2 separate regions of the Homo sapiens genome follow, and region 2 is linked to region 1. The links are chromatin contacts, found by Hi-C or POLR2A ChIA-PET in ENCODE. All regions are on one chromosome and are shown on one strand. The core of a region is the stretch at or near the end of the contact, and the rest is flanking DNA. Distances in the headings are between cores, read along the strand shown.

Evidence for each region. Hi-C counts contacts between places; a loop is a spot of excess contacts on that map. ChIA-PET counts read pairs that join two places held with the same protein, here RNA polymerase II (POLR2A). Pooled maps may share reads with other maps.
Region 2: a loop to region 1 is called in a map of naive thymus-derived CD4-positive, alpha-beta T cell, with 2.7 times the contacts of the local background. The contact joins the promoter of LINC01623 here to the promoter of H2AC15 in region 1. A Hi-C loop is called at or near these places in 4 of 168 maps with a recorded cell type or tissue (OCI-LY7, Ramos and naive thymus-derived CD4-positive, alpha-beta T cell), 2 of 37 single-sample maps with no recorded cell type and 12 of 50 pooled maps. POLR2A ChIA-PET finds 5 or more read pairs at or near these places in 16 of 52 experiments (CD4-positive, alpha-beta T cell, CD4-positive, alpha-beta memory T cell, CD8-positive, alpha-beta T cell and 11 more).

The regions. Positions count from the first base shown.
Region 1 is chr6:27,835,101-27,841,288 of GRCh38, reverse strand. It overlaps H2AC15 (H2A clustered histone 15), which reads left to right and starts at 2,914. Exons shown (of 1, transcript NM_003510.3): 1 at 2,914-3,409. The coding sequence starts at 2,950. The coding sequence ends at 3,342. It overlaps H2BC15 (H2B clustered histone 15), which reads right to left and starts at 2,720. Exons shown (of 1, transcript NM_003520.4): 1 at 2,179-2,720. The coding sequence starts at 2,627. The coding sequence ends at 2,247. RefSeq lists enhancers at 2,469-2,678, 3,009-3,098, 3,169-3,278, 3,549-3,598, 3,669-3,758 and 3 more.
Region 2 is chr6:28,859,743-28,865,930 of GRCh38, reverse strand. It overlaps LINC01623 (long intergenic non-protein coding RNA 1623), which reads left to right and starts at 2,254. Exons shown (of 2, transcript NR_033379.1): 1 at 2,254-2,647; 2 at 3,916-6,188. It overlaps TRA-AGC2-2 (tRNA-Ala (anticodon AGC) 2-2), which reads left to right and starts at 2,175; the gene lies at 2,175-2,246. It also overlaps the pseudogene RPL13P. RefSeq lists an enhancer at 1-62.

The DNA of each region.
Region 1 (6,188 bases), core at 1,665-4,164:
TGGATCATGAGGTCAGGAGTTCAAGACCAGCCTGGCCAACATGGTGAAACCCCATCTCTACTAAAGATACAAAAAATTAGCTGGGTGTGGTGGCGGGCTCCTGTAAACCCAGCTACTCGGGAGGCTGAGGCAGGAGAATTGCTTAAACCTGGGAGGCGAGGGTTGTAATGAGCCGAGATCGCGCCATTGCACTCCAGCCTGGGCGAAACGGTGAGACTCTATCTCAAAAAAATAAAAATAAAAATAAAGTTTAAATCAAATTATATCAAAACCCATGATAAAACATCTAACCCAAAACTGGAATATTGACGACAACTTGTATTTACCTCTGTGTTTTTCCCCATCCCATGTCTTGCCTTTATCGCTAAGATAGCCAGTGCCAGGTATTTTAAAAACTCTCTTAAAAGTTTTCATTATCACGCACTTGTGTATACTTATTCTGTATAAGCGCTTCTATATACACTTCAACAATGTATAATTTGGTTTTATTTTCATTTTATTTATTTATTTATTTATTTATTTATTTATTTATTTATTTATTTATTTTAAGAGGTAGGGTCTCACCATACTGCCCAGGCTGGTCTTGAACTCCTGAGCTTAAGCAAACCTCCCATCTCAGCCTCCCAAAGTGCTAGGATTACAGGCATGAGCCACCATGCCCAGCCATGGTTTTACTTCTGAGTTTAAAAAAAATGTTATTATATATGAACCTTCTGAGACTTACATTTCTAAAATTCAACCAGGTACTGTGTGTACCTCAATAAATGCATTATTTTGACCATGAACATGTAGTTGCCTCTAGTATTTTTATCTATTAAAAATGGCATTTTTTCCATTCTCATATGTCTCCTGTTGCATGTGTGCAAAATATTCTTTCATGTAAACAGCTAGGAATCGAATGGTTGGGTCACTGGAGTACACTTACTGGATAAAAAATATTATCAAAAACCTTCAGCAAATACAATTTGATGTGGAAGAGTTCCCACACTGATTCTTGGCAAAGACCAAAATACTTTTAAATATGCCACTCCTAAGTGTTTAAAATGAAGACACTCATTTTGATTTCCTGAGTTGGGGGTGGGGGAAAACAATGGAGAACAGCCCTTCTCCTCCTCTATTTTTTTTTCTTTTAACATTTCTTCCAATTACTAGAGATACAGTAAACGCAAGTGACACAGACAAGAAAACATGGAGCAGACCCTAACAGAAAAAGTAGGGAATAGAAACTATGTTCATAAATAGGAATTCCACACAAGAGAATTATGGGAATGAGTAAGACAGCAAGATTCCTCCAAAAAACCTGCACTGCCAAGAATTTTCCCAACTAGAACACTCACCAGAGAAAACGGTGGCCAAGTTTCAAACTGCCCTCGCAGTGTCGGGATTGGCCATTGACATCAACTCAGCCCGATTGACGTGTACGGTGCTGTAAACTGGGTTCAAACTTTTTTCTACTGCCTTTCTATCTTAATATTTAGCAAATCCAAACTGGGGACAAGGGAGGAGAAACAGCACCACTCTCAAAACAAACAAGTCGATTTGTACGTTTGTGTGTGTGCCAACTGCTTCATTACTAAAGTACACATGAAGTTTAGGGACAGAGCGCCGGAAGCACTGTGGATATTTTACCAGTGACACTTAAGTATTATATTTTCTTTGGGGTCAACAGGAACTGAATTTTCCCTTTACTAGGTTTGTCTGATGATAAACCTCATCCTTCTTCAGATATAAAATTGTCTCAAGCGTTGCTGCAACATGCAGTACACTGCAGTGCTAATTAATTTCTTTTCTTTTTCTTTCTTTTTTGAGACAGAGTTTCGCTCTTACTGCCCAGGCTGGGGTGCAATGGCCCGATCTCGGCTCACTGCAACCTCCATCTGCCGGGTTCAAGCGATTCTCCTGCCTCAGCTTCCCGGGTAGCTGGGATTACAGGCGTCCGCCACCACGCCCAGCTATTTTTTTGTACTTTTAGTAGAGACGGGTTTCACCATGTTGGCTAGGCTCGTCTCGAACTTCTAACCTCAGGTGAGCCACCCGCTTCGGTTTCCCGAACCGGGATTAGAGGCTTGAGCCAAAATTAGTTTCTAACAAGGCTAAAGGAATCTTGGAAATCGTCTTTGTAGCAAGTAAGAAATACCTGCTGTAAGAACAGTGAGTGCCAGTTCTCTTTGGGAAGACTGAGTGGCTCTGAAAAGAGCCTTTGGGGTGTGGGCCGAGACTGACCGAACGTTCCGCGGTGGGCGGGCTCACTTGGAACTGGTGTACTTGGTGACGGCCTTGGTGCCCTCCGACACCGCGTGCTTGGCCAGCTCCCCTGGCAGCAGCAGGCGCACGGCCGTCTGGATCTCCCTGGAGGTGATGGTCGAGCGCTTGTTGTAATGCGCCAGGCGGGAAGCCTCGCCGGCGATGCGCTCGAAGATGTCATTGACGAAGGAGTTCATGATGCCCATGGCCTTGGACGAGATACCGGTGTCGGGGTGGACCTGCTTCAGCACCTTGTACACGTACACGGAGTAGCTCTCCTTGCGGCTGCGCTTGCGCTTCTTGCCGTCCTTCTTCTGGGCCTTTGTCACTGCCTTCTTGGAGCCTTTCTTCGGGGCAGGAGCGGACTTTGAGGGCTCGGGCATGACTGGGAGTAACTGCCGGAAAATTGGAGGAAAAAAACAGGAAGACGGTAGCTCTGTCAACCTACCGCTTATTCACTGCTTCTTAACGCAAGTGGGGTAGAGAATGAAGTTGTGCGTTTAACCAGTGGTGAGTCCTGGAAACGTATATTAACTTTGTCCAATCAAAATAAGTGTTTTTCAAAACCGCAATCCCATTGGTTAAAGCGAAACTGTAATGTTAGCCAATAGCACAGCTTAGTTTTCGTGCCTCTGTTGACTATAAGTAGCGGAGCTTTAGCGTTACGTCAGTCTCAGGAACGTTACTGATTGAATTTTTTACGTCATGTCGGGACGTGGCAAGCAGGGCGGCAAAGCTCGCGCCAAGGCTAAGACCCGTTCTTCAAGGGCGGGTCTTCAGTTCCCAGTGGGCCGAGTGCACCGACTGCTCCGCAAGGGCAACTACGCTGAGCGGGTCGGTGCCGGAGCGCCGGTGTACCTGGCGGCGGTGTTGGAGTACCTAACCGCCGAGATCCTGGAACTGGCTGGCAACGCGGCCCGCGACAACAAGAAGACCCGCATCATCCCGCGCCACTTGCAGCTGGCCATCCGCAACGACGAGGAGCTCAACAAGCTGCTTGGTAAAGTGACCATCGCCCAGGGTGGTGTCCTGCCCAATATCCAGGCCGTGCTGCTGCCTAAGAAAACTGAGAGCCACCACAAGGCCAAGGGCAAGTAGCGGGGCTGGAGCAGTTCATTACTCATACCTCGGTCCAAACCAAAAAGGTTCTTTTCAGAGCCACCTACTTTTTCACCAAGTAGAGCTGTGTTCAGTTTTATCTGATAGTCGAGTCATTTTGCAATGGCACTGGAATGCTGTATGGAGATGAAGCAAAACTAAACGGCTTTTACACCACATTGTTTTGAGATAGAAAGTAGACATTGAAATGTTTACGGTACATCAAGAAATTTAGGCGCGGCAGCTCGCGCCTGCAATACAGCTGAAACAATAAGAAAAGTGAGGCAAGAGAATAACAAAGGGAGCTGAAAGTTAGAGGGCAGAATAAGTAAAAGCAAAGGGCAGAAGTAAGGTAGATGGGCGGGTGAACAAGAAGCGAGATAACAAGCAGTGAACCTTTTGCAGCCGAAACAAAAGAGATAATGTGAGCAAGGACCTCGTGGCCGGCAAGATCTGGAACAAACCAGTTTAAGAGGCAGCTCTTCAGAGATGGGCATGCGTATTAGAGAGGAAAAGTATCCTTAACAAAAGCCCGTATGATAATCAGCTACTTAAGGTTCATGCATATGGGCTACATATCATGCATATATTTAAGATTATAAGATAGAGGCACAAGCCACAGAGGACAAAGTAAGCAACAAACCTATCAATAAAAGGGCAGATGCTGGCTATAGATTAGGCAGCACTGGGAACAGAAAACATACACACACGCACGCACACACATAAAATGACTCAAACTACAGCAAGCTGACGCTGATCTCACCTCGCAGAGGTCAGTCCGCTCTCTCCCACCCCCGAGAGTGTAATACTCTGTTTACTAAACTTTTGCTGCTTTGCTTTGCTATCTGTGTGTGTGTCGTCCAATTTCTACCGGGCACCAAGAGCCTGGAACTGTTTGGCACCATCCGGTAAACAGAACCGCTTTGGGAAGCCGAGGCGGAAGGACCGCTAGAGCCTTGGAGTTCGAAGCCAGCCTGATCTTTACAAAAGTAAAATAACTAACCGTGCCTGGCGTCTCATAGCCTGTAGTCCTAGCTACTCGGGAGGCTGAGACCAGAAGGATCACTTGAGCCCAGGAGTTCGAGGCTGCAATGAGCTATGATTGCACCACTGCAGTCCAGCTTGTGTGACAGAGCAAGAGTGTTTCAAATGAACCTAGTGTCAGATATTTACTTTCTGTATTACAGAGGACTGAAAGCTAGCTAAATAATACTTTTCAGTGTACCTGGGTTCCAGAGATAAAATTGGTAAACTAACCTTTGCTCCTTACTTGGGCTTTTAGTTTATACTTCATAAGACCATGGAAGCAAAATTTAGGTATCTGACCCTTCTGCACAATTTAGGACCCCGTGTGTGTTTGGCCTACCTATTCGAGTTCAATTGAATCTTTCTGAGCATCTATGGTGTGCCAGGCACTCTCCTAAATGGGAATACAATATTAATCCAGATACATAAAGTCTCTATCCAAAAGGAGCTTCAAGTTGGCTTGGGCAAAGAATACATGTCATAATGGACTGTTTATATAAATGATGGGAAAGGGTTGGGGTTAGGGTGTGAGATTACTTTAGAACGTGTTATTTAAAAACAGTATGAATGAAGGACATTGTAAGTCAGGTTTTTTATTATATCATGGTCATATACTCCTGTTCCTGTCAGTTTTTCCTGCTTCCTTTCTTTCACCAAGATCACTCCTTTCCTTCTCAGATCACCAAGTCCTCCTAGCTATAGAGAGGGCCTTCTATTCCTCTCCACCTAAACTTATATAAGCTACTGTTTTCCTCATACAGACATGTTAATGAAAATGAATTTCTACAGGATCTCCAGTCCATTGAAATACATTAATTTTTGAGTCTCTTCACACATTTTTATTTCCTAGATTTAAGTCTTGATTGCAATCACATACAACTAGTATTTCTTGGAATAAAACAGCAATCACAAAAATCATAAATATCACATTGTTTAAAAAAATTTATTATTTGATGTTGAGGACTCCATCCTGATTTCAATGAATTAATTCATTTGTTCCCTTTTAAAATGTCATCTGTGTTATTTATGTGTATAAATTTTCAATAATTGTTTCTCAATATAGAGTAAATGATACAGCTCCATAGAAGGCCTGTAAGATTTTTGAAATTAAAATAAGTTTTTAAATAAAATATGCTGTTATGATCATTGAAGTTGATAATAAAATTATTCCATTGATTCTGTTTCTCCCAAGAACCACCATTTAATCATGAAAGCTAGCTAAGTAATATTTTTCAGAGTTCGTGAGTTCCAGAAGTAAAATTCTTTAAGCTAAACAGCTTGTAAAGTAACTTTTGCTTTATAATTATTATAATTTTGGGTGTTATTTATGCAAACTCAAATCAATGTACTCATAATCAAAACATTGACATGCAAACTTATGTATTAAGCAAAATAAAATATACAAGTGTGATATATCATTGTTTATAATTCCACATACACATGTAAAGGAAAATGGAGGAGCTGTTAAATGAGTAGCTTCACAGTAAGTAAACTAGAGGAGGCAACCTAAAGATCAGAGAGATCCAAGGGGCAAGGAGCAATTAGGAACATTTATAGTGCCTTATCACTTCATGGTATTATATCATCTGTGAAATATTGAATTAAATGAATGTCCTTACTGATTTGATGCCCTCTGAAGGTTTGTTGAAAAATCAGACATGAGGTAGATTAATAGAAAAAAAGGCAGACAAATTTACAATGTGCATGGGGAGAATCAGTGATTGCCCACCCCAGAACGTGGTTCAGAAGTTTATATACCATCCTTGAAAAACAGTTTGAGGGAGGGAGAAGAGGAATTCATTTGAGGGGATTACTAGGAA
Region 2 (6,188 bases), core at 1,005-3,504, 1.0 Mb before region 1:
GGCCAGACAAGATAATAAAAGCAGGCTGCCGGAACCAACTGCGACAACGTGTTCGGGCTTTTTCCCACGGTGCGGAAGTGATTTTTCGCTCTCTGCGATGGATCTTGATTGTTCTTTGGGTTTACACTACGTTTATGAGCTGTAATTTGTTGATGGTCTGCAGCTTATCTTTTGAAGTTAGGAAAAACATGAATTCTCGGGCAAGAACAAACAACTCCGGAGGCGCCGCCTTAGAAGATGTAACACTGACTGCCAAGGTTTGCAGTTTCACTCCTGAGCCAGTAGAAGACCAAACCACCAGAAGGAAGAAACTCTATAACACATCCGAACGTCAGAGGGAATGAACTCTGGCTACACCGCATCTAACGATTGTAACACTCATCCGGAGGACTTGTGGCTTTCTTGAAATCAGTGAGATCAAGAACCCGCCAATTCCGGACACAATGTTTTACGAATTGTGTGTTAGTAGGAGTTGCTCCTTACAACTGCTATTTCACAAACATTTATTCCTTGATATAACCTGCCACCACTAGAATTGCAGTCACTGATTCACCAAAAATAAATCAATCATGTCGTTTTTGCTGATCTTAACTTGAGGTGCAGCTCATATTTTTTTCAATATTTAGTGTTAGAAGTGTTTGGAGTCCTTATTTAGAAATTTGGTGTTTTTGTGATCAGACATTTGCCAAGAAAATTAACTCTTAAATCAATTAGTCTAGTCTATGGTAGAATTAGTTTTATTTTGCTTAAAGTAATAGTTTCCAAAAACCAACTGACAATAAGTGAGGACTTCCTATATTTTTATGCTTAGGTTTGATGAAGTGGATAGTCCCATAGCAGTATAATTGGATAAAAGGGGGTATGATCTAATGGTTATAAACTGGGGTGAACTTAGCAAAGCCTGTTTATTCAGGTTCTCTTTGGCATCTCTGTGTCTTCGTTTATTTCCTCCAAGTACATTTTCTCCCCTCTGAATTGACGGTCTTATCACCTACTTTAATTGGAAGATCAGGTAGCTTTCATGGCCCGCTTCACGGAACAAGGGCCCAGAGAAAAACGTTTCTGCTTCTGCTGTTTTCTCAAATGCCGAGGTGTCGTATTTTGGGAGTAGTGTGACCTGAACCCAGTCAAAAGACGTCCGAGTCTTTCTAATCTCTGGGTCATAGGGTCGCCTTTGGCCTATGCATTGTACGTATACAGTATGGCATTTCGCATGTCTGTCCACTTCTAGGCGCACAGTCCAACTGGCTTTGACTGGTCAGGAAGGCCAGGCCTGGATCTGGGGTTGGTACTATAGGTTAGATGTTTTCAGGTTTTGAAGGAGAAACAGGTCCCTTAAGGATGAGAGCGAATCAGAAGAAGACAGACAAAAAAGGATTTAGGATTTGTTCCAGAAGCTCATTTCTGGATTGACTGTCGTACCAAGGTTTGGCGAACGGCGGCAAGCGCTTGCCAGTTTGTCGAAGAGTGGAGAGGTCAGTTGTGCCAAGGAGTGGAGAGGTCTAAGAACTCTCCAGGAGCACGGAGGGTTTATGCAGTCATAAATCGCCTTGCTTCTGCATACTTTTTATTCCGTGGAGGATTCCGCCCGGGCGATGGCGCCATAAATGCAGGTGCGTCCTGGCTCTTTTCTCTTCCCAGTGCGCATCTCGGCGACTCTCACCACCCGAGTCTCAGAGCCCGCGAAACGTAGCGTGCCAGGTTCTCCATCCCGAGGCTGGGCGCGGGAACCTGCAGGGGCAGTAACTACGACCGGGACAAGCCGATCTGCAATTCCCCTCCTGTTTTCTCTGCCCCTTGGACTTAAATTCCCACGGCGGCGTTTAGGGCTTTCGTTTTATCTTTCTGCGTTATGCTCGCGGTTTCCTGGCAACCTTTCCAAGCAGAATCACCCCATCACAGACCTTTCTCTGGGGGGCGGCCAGGCAGGACGGCTCCCTTATAAACCCCGATAGGTGGTTGTCGAGCGGCCGTCCGAGAGGGTGACCTGCAGCGGGAGATCCCAGGCCCAGCACGGGACTTTCGATATAACATTCAGTTTTCCTTCTCTCAGCGCAGTCAGGAAACAATATCCAGTATAGCGAATTCAAAATTAAGTTCGACAAAATATGCTTCTTGGCACGACCGATAATAGTAACAGGTCATAGAAATATTTTGGCCCACGTTGAGCGTTGGGGGGTGTAGCTCAGTGGTAGAGCGCGTGCTTAGCATGCACGAGGCCCCGGGTTCAATCCCCGGCACCTCCAGCTTCATTTTTCTCCCGCCTTTTCTCCTAGATGTGCCTTGTTTGCAAAATCATGTCTATCATGTCCACGACTCGCCTCAATTTTTTTTCTTTTGTTTTTGTGGCACTTTCATTCTCTCTCAATTCTTCAAATTCACATGGAAACCAAGGAAAACAAGCTCCGTTTTGCTTTCAATATTGATGCATTTCTGCTCTAAGGCTTTGACACCACCCTGGGTGGCTGTGTCAAGAGATGAAAGACAAAATGAAAGAGGCCGCGGAAGCACAGACTGGCAGAATTCCAAAACCCGAAAAACAAGCAAGGCACCAAATTAACAAGCCCAATCACATTGGTTACATTTCCCAGTATTATCGAAGATCAAGCAAGAAAGAAAAAGACAGAAAACAAATGCGAAACCACAGGTAATTTTTTACAATTTATTTTAGATCCTTTCTTTTTTGAGCTGTTCCTTGGTCAAGGGACAGACCCAGAAAATAGGAAAACTGTCCCACGGATTTCCCCACCACTCTCTTCCCATCGCAATCTCTTTTCTTTTCCCCCATCAGGTGTCCTCTTGTTCGTCCGATTTTAGACTTTGTAAGCTTTTTGTAGGCTTTTTTTTTTTTTTTTTTTGGAGACAAGAGTCTCACTCTGTCTCCCAGGCTGGAGTGCAGAGTGCAATGGCACCATCTCGGTTCACGTGCAAGCTGTGCCTCCCAGATGCAAGTGATTCTCCTGCCTTAGCCTCCCGAGTAGCTGGAATTACAGGCATGATGCACCACCATGCCCGGCTAATTTTTTTTTTTTTAGTGGAAACGGGGGTTTCACCATGTTGGCCAGGCTGGTCTCGAACTCCTGAACTCAAGTGATCCACGATCCACCCGCCTCTGCCTCCTAAAGTGCCGGGATTCCAGGCGTGAGCCACCACGCCTGGCCTACTTTGTATGCATTTCTTTGACTCATTGTTATTGTTTCTGACTTTATTAGGGTAACTTTTATTAAAGCATAATGTAAGCTTTGGATCCAAATAGAAGTTCTTTATTGTGTTAAATAAATTGAAGCCTTCGTATCTGGCTGACTTGAAGCAGCACTTAGCTAGTTTTAAAAGATATGGAAGGCAATCAGAAAACAAAGATACATATCCCCACTCCCTTCTCTTCCCAATTCTAACCGCAGCTCACATTTTGAAGGGCCTCACACATGCATGTGTGAACATCTCAACATATTAGCGGTGGCAGTTATCTGTAAGGAGTCTGCAGCAACATTAATTCTTGCCTCCTCAGGAGAAGGAAAGAATTCGATTGAGGAGCATAATGCCGAAGGAGAGACCGAGGCAAGTCTTAGAGCAGGGGTGAAAAATTATTGAAAATATTTAGAGCACTAATGAAGGAAAGTACACTTGGAAGAGGGCCAAGCAGGCGACTTGAGAGACCAAGTGCACGGCTTGACCTCTAGACCTGGGGTCGTAAACGTTGGCATAGTTCCTAAATCTTGTGTTATTTCTCCCCACTCCTGAGATCTTATTGGGAAGTGACCGACCACCAGTTTCACGTGTTTTCTATCTGTTAAGAAACTGCCTTTCTCTGTCAGAGGAAGAATCAGTTTAAACTTTATAGATTTCTTTTAAAACGTATTTATTACAAGTCCCCAAGAGGGCTTTATTTTTGCTTTCACACATCCTGTTTTTCAGCTTCCTTGGCTCTTTTTGCCCATATGCCGAAGAGCCGAGCATTGCCGCCAAGCATTGGCACCGGCCATGCGGAGACTAGCGAAAGCTTTGCAATTCCTCTACTTCTCAGTGATGACTCGGGCTTTCTCCTTACATTCTTGATGGGCATGACCGGTCCTGTCAGCTGGGTGGCCAATTTCTGTTCTTCAGCAGAACTGTCTCCCTTCTTGGGGGCCGAGGGCTTTCTGGGGAAGAGGATGAGTTTGGAGCAATACTCATTCAGACGCTGCACATTGGCCTGCAGGGAATCGGTGGACTTGTTCTGCCTCCTCGGATCCACAGAGATGCCAGTGGTCCGGGTCACCTTCTTGTGAATGCCCGCCACCCTGAGCTCCAGGCTGAAGCCTCTGCCGGCGCGCACCTTGATGTGATAACGCACAGCAGGGCACAGCACAATGGGCCAGATGGGTCCCGACTCTCCGGGCGCGGGGCGATGCAGCGCCCTTTGGCTTGCCGGGCCTTGATTCTGCGGATCTTCTGGTTGAACCACGTGGCCACACGCTGCTGCCAGTCCTTGTGGAAGTGGGGCTTCAACATCATGCCATTCCTGCTGGGCGCCATGGCTGCCTACGGCCCTCCTACGAAGGAAACACTTTATAGATTTCTATAGCAGTGTTACATAGTAAGGTTTTATGGCGAGTTTTGTAGCATGGATCATACTACCTTAGGACTGATGGTAAAGTTTTAGTCTAAGGAAAGCTCTGAAAATTTGAAAATGTGTAACCACCCAATGAGTTCAGCTTGCCCACTGCCTAGACAGAACCATTTATCAAGACGGGCATGCAAAGCCGGCTGTGTGGGAGACCCGTTTTATTATTATTCAAATCAGTCTCCCCAAGTGGATTGCAGTTTTTAAGGATAATTTGGTGGGTAGGGGACCAGTGAGTTGGGAAAGTTGATTAGTCGGGTCGGAGATGAAATCAGAGGGAGTCGAAGCTGTCCTCTTGTGTTGGCTTAATTTCTGGATGGGGGCCACAAGACCAGATGAGCCAGTTTATCGTTATGGGTGGTGCTAGCTGATCCATAGAGTACAGGGGCTGCAAAATATCTCAAGAACTGATCTTCGGTTTTACAATAGTGATGTTATCCTGAGGAGCAATTGGGGGAGGTTTAGAATCTTGCAGCCTCCAGCTGCATGACTCCTAAACCATAATTTATAATCTTGTGGCTAATTTGTTAGTCCTGCGAAAGCAGTCTAGTCCCCAGGCAGGAAGCGGGTTTGTTTTGGAAAGGGCTGCTATTGTCTTTGTTTCAAAGCTAAACTATAAACTAAGTTCCTCCCAAAGTTAGGTCAGCCTACGACCAGGAATGAACAAGGACAGCTTGGAGGTTAGAAGCAAGATGGAATTGGTTAGGTTAGATCTCTCACTGTCTCAGTTGTAATTTTGCGATGGTGTTTTCAAATGTTGATTTAAAGAAGACCATAAATTTGTGTTGCTTTCTCAGATTTTGAGAATAAGGACAAAAAGTGTATGTTTTAATGGGAGAATCTTAAGAATTTCACTACTGAAGTGGATTTCTCTGTCCATTAACAGTGCTAAATGTTTTGTATTTCCCAGTTGGAAAAACAAAATCTGCAAGCTTTGAATGATACTTGTTATTAGGTTTTGGTAACAGCTGTTGTACTATTCCCATTTCAATGCTCAATAGCCACACGTGGCATGTCATACCTACCAGGTGGACAGCACAGATATAGAACATTTTCATCATTGTAAAAAGCCCTATTTGACAACACTAACTTAAAGTATTAATCTTTTAGAAGAGAAAGCTTCAGTCCAACCCAAATTACACAATTTTACTTTTGAAAATATTGTTGAAACAACGTTCAATTTTTTAAAATTTTGGAAAACTGAATGAAATCCATTTGTAAATGCGCAAATGGTACTGGAGGTGGAAAACTGAAGCCTTGCTATAGTTTTAGTTTTTTGGAGGGTTATGATCAACACAGAGAAGAAAAGATTCATCTACCCATAGAGCTTCTTGAGAAAAATTTTCTAACAATAATTTTGAAAATTTGTAGTGAATTTGTTCTTGCCATTATTTATGGGTGCTTTCATGTGCGAGGCACATCAAAGTTCTGGGGAATGACTTAGGCACAACCAAATGGCTATCTTGGGAAGACCAAAGTCCTTTGCTATATATGAGAGTTTTGAGATGGCGACTACCTTTCTGTATGGTAGATTCTTGTTTTTGAATATGCCCTCTGGGTTTTCAAAACAAATTGTTTTTACAAT